3 separate regions of the Homo sapiens genome follow, and regions 1 and 3 are each linked to region 2. A link is a contact called in ENCODE Hi-C or POLR2A ChIA-PET data. All regions are on one chromosome and are shown on one strand. The core of a region is the stretch at or near the end of the contact, and the rest is flanking DNA. Distances in the headings are between cores, read along the strand shown. Region 1 overlaps MIR3681HG (MIR3681 host gene). Region 2 overlaps MIR3681HG (MIR3681 host gene). Region 3 overlaps MIR3681HG (MIR3681 host gene).

Region 1 (2,812 bases), core at 83-2,582, 380 kb before region 2:
TTTGTGCTCACAAACTATGCTAGACATTTCAAGTTCTTCATTCAAAATTCCATAGCATCTGTTTAAGATAGTAGCTACTTACTTCATCTCACAGGTGTGCCACTAAGGCTTAGAAAGGTGAAGCATCTCGCCAATGTCACATAGGTAGTAACTGGAAGAATCAAAGCTTAATCCAAAGTTGCTTGGCTGCAAACTTATTTTTGGGTTTTCAAATGTGCACTAAAAGCACTGGCTAGGCTGGTTGGGGAGAAACCGAAGAAGAGGAACTCATGTAGAACAGGGAAACTATTGGACCAGCCAAAGCTGCTTAACCTTTTCTGCTGTAATAAAATGTTCAAGGGTACCATGGCCTTAGTCAGCGGCATCTGAATCCACTCTTACGAAGCTGTGATTCTGTGACATGCTTGATAGACACTTATCTGAGTCTATCAATTAAAGCTTCAGCAAACTCTGTCCAGATGTATTTTCATCTATAGTTTTAAGACAAATTATTATTTAATGTCAGTCTTTTTTCCTGTAAATGTGTACACCATGCTAAGTGCTTTACATGCTTAGCATCGGTCAATCTTCACAACAGCTCTGTGCTGTGGCTTGTTATCCTCATCCAACAGATGTGAAAACCAAGGATCCTTCCAAGCTTGCACGGCCAATTTTGGTGGAACCACAATTAAGATGCAAGTTGGTTTAACTCTGAAACCTGTGTTTCTTCATGAAATTGTGCCACGATTTCATTAGGAGAAGCCCTCTTGCAGGCCCCTTTCGTATTTAACGAATAATCCATACTTCATGGTTTCTGCTGCTTTTCTTTTCCTGGAGGATTTTATTAAGAAATCCATTTGTCTTTGCACCCTGGGAGCTGCTTCCTCCTGCTGTCTGACTCAGGCTTTTCAGCCTATTTGCACCTCAAATCCCTCATTAGGGAATCCAGGCTGGGGAGAGTTCTAGGCACAGTTTAAAAGGTTTTGCTCCCCCCACCCTGCCCGCCCACCCCTTCCTATTTTTGCTTTTATTTTTAACTGCACTTCTTTCTGACAGGAACTCTGTTTGTCCTGACTTGAGTCTGATGTTATGAGTCACTGGGGAGATATAATATGCTGATTGCTGAACCAGGTTATTATTTTTTCTTTTTCTATGACTCATTCTCTTCAAAATCTCTAATTTATGATAAAAGTCAGTAAGATGTAAGCACAGAAAATGTTCCTAATGGGCTGTCTTATTAGGTTTGGGCCCACTTTGTCTAGTTTAACTCTTGAGATGAACAATGTAATTCAGTGTCCCCCTTAGAAAGATCTGGGGCCGGTGGGCCATGGCTCCTCCCACACCACTGCCAGGCAGGGCAATGAGCAGTGCTAGGGCTCCACTCATAGGAAGAGTTCAACCTGTGGACCCAGTTGAAAGAAGAGAAAGCTTCTGATGAGATACTACTAGTGCTGCCCACATATGTGCATCACAAGGACATAGAGCCATAAAAACCTATCCTGCTTTACAATGTTTCTAATGAAGGAACATTATAAGTCATCATCCCCTTAAAATGCCACCCCAAAATGGGGCAAACGCATATGCAAAATACAAACATAGCTCACAAGATGACAGTGTAAACTAAGAAAATCTACTCAGACGTAGAAAGAGATGGGGATTTTTTATGATCCACTTTGTTATGTAAACAAAGAGTCAGACTGTTAGACCAGGACAAGATTTTCAAGGTCTCATTCAATGCACGACCACTTTTCATAGCCCCTTGGACAGATGCAGCCAGTAATGGGGAGCTCCCTGTGTTCTCAACTATTTAACCATTTGAAGTTCATTGGTGAATAATTGAACACTTACCCTGTGCCCCGATGTCTCCTAGGAACCAGAGATGCAAATGTGATAATGATGTCTCTAAACTGCCCTGGTCTTAGGAGGACAAACTCCTGACTCTTCTTCAGCAACCCCCGCTGTGTCCCTTCTTAGCCTTGCCCAAGCCTGTTTAACCTGCGCCGGACCCACAGCATGAGGCTGAGGCAGCTTCTAAGCTGCTATAGATGTGGCCTTTAGTCCGCTGGGTTGCTCTTTTGTGTCAGCCTCTGCCTGGTGACACAGCTTGTCAGTGCCACTGCTTGGGATCTGCCGCAGTGCAGCAGCTGGAATGAATCACACGCCTCTTCCAATTTCAGTGGTCTTCTGTTGTTATGGACTGAGTTCTGTCCCCCTAAAATCCGCATGTGGAAGTAGTCGTAACCCAATGTGACTGTATTTAAAGATAGGGTCTTTAAGGAGATAATTAAGCTTATTTAATTTTTTATTCATGTAAGTTTACAGGATATAAGTGTAATTTTTTTGCATGTATAGATTACATAGTGGTCAAGTCAAGGCTTTTAGGGTACCCATTGCCTGAATAGCATACGCTGTACCATTAAGTAATTTCCCATCCTCTACCAATTTAATTAAGTTTAAATGCTGTCAAAAGAGTGGGAAGCTAATCCGATAAGACCTGTGTCCTTATTAAAAGAGGAAGAGACACCAGGAATGTGCAAACAAGGATGAAAGGTCACATAAGGACACAGTGAGAAGGTGACCATCTGCAAGCCAGGAAGAAGCCAACCCTGCTTCACCTTCATCTTCAACTTTTATCCTCTAGAACTATGAAAAGATTAATCAAGTCACTCAATTTGTGGTATTCTTTTCCAGCATCCCACGGGGGACTACCACACCTCTTTATCATCATTCTCTTGTCCAACAGAAACTCTTTTTGGGGAGATAAATGTCTTGGTCTTGGCCATCAGGCCAGGTTCCATCTTACTCCATCTAGCACCAAATGGACATCCATGTT
Region 2 (2,898 bases), core at 71-2,570:
GTGATCACCCTGGAATGTAATGCATTCTGCAATGATAATTGAAGTCTGAGATTGTTTTAGAGATTATTTTAGCAGAGACAGTTAGTATTGTAGTTATGAGCTTGGTCTCTGGAGGCAGCCTGTCTGAGTTGGATGCTGAGCCCTTCTGCTTACTGATCATGTGGACTTGAGCCAGTTGTTACGGCTCTGAGATTCTGTTCCTCTACATGTAAAACAAGGATAATAAGAGGACCTGCTTCGCAGGATTACTGTGAACGTTGAATGAGTTAATGTGTGTCAGGTCTGAACACAGCACATAGTAGGTGCCTTCATGTTAATTGCTGTTATCTTACAAGTCCAGCTTCCACTGCTAGACTGAATTGGATTGAAAGCCAGTCCCTGTTGACTGACCGCCCCTGGAGGACAGCAGCTCCTCCACACAGGGAGGGAGTTCGGGTCCATCTCTTTGACTCTACCCCATAACTCTGGGGTGGGCCTGATGGGAAGGAATTATCTACCAAGCCCCAGGCATGATGCCAAGCTGTTGAATACTTCATCTCTCAGGTAGACAGTTATCTCCATTTCCCAGATGAGGAAACTGGTGCTCAGTAAATTTCAGTGACTTGCCTAAGTCTGTACAACTAGTAAGAGATAAAGCCACCCTTGGAAACCACAACTACACAGTTTCAAATTCCATACTCTTTCCACCAAATGCACAGTCTCCAGAATTTCACACAACCCCTCGAGTCCTCACCTAGAAAGTTTGAGGGCAGAGATAGGATCATCACCTCTTTCAAGAGAAGGAGGGTAGAGCAAGTGAGGATATTAACTGCACTTCAATAAACCACTCATAACATAAAAATAACACAGGAAAATCTCATGATCTGTTATCACCATCACGTCATTCAACCTAAGACATGTCAATGGCAACAATGTAGACAGGACAGAATATCCTGGAAGATATGGTGCAGATGTTCAAATCAAATAGGTCCAGCTCTTTCAACAGTTCATTTTTCTCATGGGCAGCCCACCCTGCTGCCTCCCATTTGGGCCTCCCCTGGGCTGGCTCCACAGTGGAAGCCCATGACCAGCAAACAGTGACCCAGTTGAGGCAACCACTTCATCTGCCACATGGTTCCAGACTTCACAGAACCAGAGAGAAAAACACTCTTCCTGTCAGCAGCTGAAAAATTTTGCTTTGGGCCCCAGGGTAAGTGTGACTGGGGCCTGTGTGGTCTAGCAGAAAGTTTGCTTGGCTGCCTGAGGAAAGAGAGACACTCAGGCTCATCTTAGTGACAGGGAGAAACGTGCAATTTCCCCCATGTGTCCACAGCTGCTCTCCTGCCAGCTGGACAACACAGACTGGCCTCATTCACTGAAAATGCTTCCAAACAAGTAACCTATAGCCTGCACGGGACTGCAGCCCGGGAGCCAGGAATCTGGCTGAGAATGAATGAGATACCTCTCAGCAGAGTTCCAAGTTGGAAAGAATCATTAAAAATGTGGCCATAATTTCTCTACAGAAAAAAAAAAAAGAGGACACATTCAGGGTCATTCTGAAATAGTCTTTGCAGAGACATCTGTTCCCGTTACAGCTTTGCTAAACCAAATATGTACGTGATGCTTCTGGTTTTCCTGTCAAGCTGATCAAAGGGTGTTTGTGTGTAGAATAATACATTTTAGGAACGAATGCCAGGCATGTCTGCAAATATTACATTAGAGGAGGGACAAGTTGGGGTGGTGTGGGGAGGGAGGGCACACGGCTGAGCTAATGGCCTTCCTGTAGCTGTTGCAGGCTGGAGAAGCCGAGGTGACTGTGGGGACTTCAATGAAACTGATAGCATCTCTGAGTCCAGGCCGGGAGATGACTCACCAGTGGAGACTCATTAGCACAGGGTCACCCAGGGACTGAGAGGTTCCTTTCAGAAAAAAGAAGCACAGACATCCAGCATCCTTCCTGCATTTCAATAACTCTGTTTAAACCAGGAGGAACTGGTTCCACGAGACCATGAACCTACATTCTCAAAAGAAAGACGCATTACATCTAATTAGGCATAGTTTTATTGATTTCTAATAAGATTTGGGGAATTTTTAAATTCTGAGTATCAAATTGACAGTTGGAGTTCTTTCTTTCATTTTGTTCACGTTTTTTCTTGTTGTTCTGAAATGCTGTGTCACATTCATGTACTCATGTGGAACCTGAGTGTCAACATGTGAGCCTGCAGCCTGCCTGCTGCATTGCTCACCTGGGTAACACTGAAAGCTCTATGTGCATTTGTGAAAAAAAAAATCATGAATTAGATACATCAGTCAGAGAATCATGTCAATCACAAAAGACAAAACACTCCTTTTAAGGATGAAACCTGGTTTGCAGCTCACTTTCTCCAATAGAGCCACTGCCCAGACCTGTCCAGCCCTCACCATCTGGCATGTCTCTGCAGCAGCTAATGTTAGAGACCTTCTTCCTATAAACAGCATCTCCCTTGGTTTTGGTGGGACTATTCATATCTTGTTTTCCTCCTGTGTATCAGATCATTCCTTCCAGACTTTTCTTCCAGACTCCACTGTCTCTACATCTCTTGTATGCTGCTGGCCACCCAGATTTTTGCCCCAACTTGCCCCAACTCTCTGCTGTACTTCCTCTGCATTTTGTAGGCTCTCACTCACTGTCCTGGCTTGGGTCCCCATCTCTACACTGATGCCTCTCCTGCCTCCCCTCCAGACCATCCTTCTGAGCTCAGGTTACAGAGAGCCAGCAGCCTCTGCACGATGGGACCCAGGATCCCAGAGTGTGCACCCACTTTGTCTCTAACTCTGGCATCAGCCTCCTAGTCAAGTCATCCAAAACACCGGGAATGATTCTGGACCTGTTCTCTCCTTCATCTGCTGCAAACTGAGTCTTGCGTTTTCTGTTTTCTC
Region 3 (2,700 bases), core at 97-2,596, 330 kb before region 2:
GAACTTAAACAAAGAAAGAAGAAGGAACAGATTTTTTTTAAAAAGGGAAAGATATGCAGGACACGCTCAGACATGTTTACGTATGTGTAACTGGAGTCTTAGAAGGATGAGAGGAAACAGATTAGAGCAATATTCAAACAGATGATGGCTAAGGATTTTCCAAAATTGATAAAAGACAGTCCGAATATTCAGGAAGCTCATCACCTTTAAGCTACAAAAATACAAAGAAAATTAATCATCATCTAGAATTTAATGGTCAATTAAAATATTCCTGAAGCATATAGATAAAATAAAGATGTTTTTGGTAAACAAAAGCTGGAAAAGTGTATCACCTTACAGAAGGAAAATAGTTATTGATGGAAACATGAAAATGTATGAGGGAATGAAGAACACAGGAAAGGGTAACTATGGAGGTAGAGGAATTAATATTGGCTATAAAAAATGCAATAACTTGAATGTCCTGGGAATTCCAATGAAAAGGCCTAACAGTCACTATTATTCAAGGCAAGAGTGTGCAAAGGACATTAAAGTGCCCTAAGTCTCTAGCAGGAGTATGAAAGTAGTAAAAGTAATAATTTGTGTTAGACAGCGATATCTCAAGATGCATGGTATAATATCTAGGTATCCACTAAAAGAATAGCAAAGGAATGCATAATGAACAAGTTAGCAAGAGTAATTTCCTAAAGTTAGATGGAATAAAACTGTGGATAAATAAACACCTTTGTCAGAAGTGAGATTAGGGAAGTCACACTCTGCTAAGACAATGAGCACCCATGAAGAAAGGAGTTCACATTGTTCTGTAAACCTAAACACACTAACAGAACCAATGAGCACAGAAACTCAACTGGCCCCCACTGATGCTCCGTTAAGCAAAGTACTTCTCGTTTCAATGATCCAGAATGATCTTTTAATTCAAGGTGAAGGTGCCGTTACTCTCATGACAAGGATTTTTATTTCAGCTGTAATTAGAAGGGTCAGGCCAGATAAAATCTGTGTTCTCTGAGGACAACTTGAAAAGTGAAAAAAGGAATATAGGATTAATGAAAGATTCACAAGATTAAAATTGGGATTGAAAATTTGAGAGACTCTTCCCAGATCTGAAAACAGGTACTCTAACTACTCTAACCCTTCTCCCTTTTCCCCCAAAGTCACATTTTGGGGAATGGTTGCGCATCTTGTCTCTGGAAATCCTTCACCTGGCTCATAAATTCATTGATGATTCAGTGAAGTTGAGCACACGAAATCTTCTAAGGTCAGACTCATGGTTTCCTTTCAGGCTCATTAGCCTTTAATTGCGAAACCAATGCATCTGCTAACCACAAAGACATGGTTGGTGCACGCTGGAGACAGTAAAAGCTTAGTGCCATTGCTTCTGAGAGGCGGCTGTGGGCCCGGGGGCACAGTTTATGTGGGAGGGTGCCAGATGATGAAGCATCACTTTTGTGGCTTCTGAGCAGTGTAGCTCCTGCAGAAAGCATTGACTCTTCCCCCAAGGCCATTCTTCTGTATCTATTTGGCTGGCGGTCAAGGTCAGGCTTTCTTCAAAGTAGTGCAATGTGTAGTTACCAACAATTTTAAAGACGCCATAAAGACCCCCTGCCAAAAAGGGACACCCTTGCTGCCATACTAGAATGCCACGAATCCATGTCATTTGCCACTCCATTAACTCAGATCATTGAAAGGTTTTGTATTAGTGTAACCTGCAGACTTGTTCTCTAGTAGGGCAGTGTAATTAGGACCTCTTCAAAATAAGACCTTACTACTGAGAAATTTAATGAAGCAAGGCTCCTTTAAAGTTAAATCACACAAGCATCATCTCCTCATGTTCTCTGGTCTCCTGGACCCTGGTCAGGAAGCAGTGTTCTCCCAGCAGCTGTGAGTAACATTCTACCAGCATGTGCTGGGCTGCAGTTGTCTATTTATCTGCCTCTCTTATTAGATTGTGAACTTTCTGAAGGTAGTGATTTTACACATATCTCTGAATACTTAGGCTCAGGACCCGGCACTAAGAGAGTACTTTGAAAATGACTAACAGAAGAAGAGAGGGAGAGGGAATGAAGGAGAGAAAGGAAATTTGAATGGTTCAGTAAGTGTTCTTAGTTTCCTTAGCAAAACAGCATTTTCATTTTTTCTTTTTTAGTAAAGACGGAAGAAAGATCAGATGGATACAGTGACCAAAAAGCAAGTTTGGAAAAACCAGTGTTTGAACTATTGCTCAGTTACTTCTCCTGAAGGCTGCAAGGCAAGAATCTGAAATCCTTTATATGATTTTCAAATTTTTTGCAATCTGTGTCCAAACTCTGAAATTTTCAAATTCAATTCAAATTTATCTTCTACCATTCTTTATCATCACACTCCTAAGCAACATCCAAGCTAAAATTGTTCTTATTATCTGGTCCTTGTGATGGGTACAGAATTTTGCTTCTGCCTGTAATGCGTTCTCATTGGGAATAATTATTTATCCTTCAAAATTTATCTGAAAAATTGTTTCTACTTTGAAGCTATCCCCAGGCACAACTGCTTTTATTCTCCCTTTGTTCCCATTACTCTGTGTGCTCACATTTGTTACAACACTTGTCGGCCTCATTTTTAATCACTTGTCTTCCTGGCTTCTCAACTAGACAGTGTGTGAGCTGTGAAAAACAGGGCATTTCTGGTACAACCCTGCATTTTATTTATTTCTGAATCTCCGGTCTCCTG

What was found. A loop is a pair of places that touch in the nucleus more often than their neighbours do. ChIA-PET counts read pairs that join two places held with the same protein, here RNA polymerase II (POLR2A). Pooled maps may share reads with other maps.
Region 1: a pooled map shows a loop between it and region 2 (3-fold over the local background). The contact joins two enhancer-like sites. A Hi-C loop is called at or near these places in 1 of 168 maps with a recorded cell type or tissue (endothelial cell of umbilical vein) and 5 of 50 pooled maps. POLR2A ChIA-PET finds 5 or more read pairs at or near these places in 2 of 52 experiments (PC-9 and activated CD4-positive, alpha-beta T cell).
Region 3: a loop to region 2 is called in a pooled map, with 2.5 times the contacts of the local background. The contact joins two enhancer-like sites. A Hi-C loop is called at or near these places in 1 of 168 maps with a recorded cell type or tissue (naive thymus-derived CD4-positive, alpha-beta T cell), 3 of 37 single-sample maps with no recorded cell type and 7 of 50 pooled maps. POLR2A ChIA-PET finds 5 or more read pairs at or near these places in 1 of 52 experiments (AG04450).

What each region holds. Positions count from the first base shown.
Region 1 is chr2:12,553,637-12,556,448 of GRCh38, reverse strand. The region is part of intron 4 of MIR3681HG (MIR3681 host gene); the gene reads right to left. Among named protein-coding and RNA genes, the nearest start is that of TRIB2, 160 kb to the left of the region's middle. Within about 2 kb of position 1,332, at least 5 of the 41 ENCODE cell types and tissues checked have a DNase peak (open chromatin) inside an H3K27ac peak, as active enhancers do; they include PC-9, where a contact is called at or near this core.
Region 2 is chr2:12,176,120-12,179,017 of GRCh38, reverse strand. The region is part of intron 3 of MIR3681HG (MIR3681 host gene); the gene reads right to left. Among named protein-coding and RNA genes, the nearest start is that of MIR3681, 22 kb to the left of the region's middle. Within about 2 kb of position 1,320, at least 12 of the 41 ENCODE cell types and tissues checked have a DNase peak (open chromatin) inside an H3K27ac peak, as active enhancers do; they include PC-9, where a contact is called at or near this core.
Region 3 is chr2:12,506,162-12,508,861 of GRCh38, reverse strand. The region is part of intron 4 of MIR3681HG (MIR3681 host gene); the gene reads right to left. Among named protein-coding and RNA genes, the nearest start is that of TRIB2, 210 kb to the left of the region's middle. RefSeq lists a silencer at 1,200-1,249. Within about 2 kb of position 1,346, at least 2 of the 41 ENCODE cell types and tissues checked have a DNase peak (open chromatin) inside an H3K27ac peak, as active enhancers do.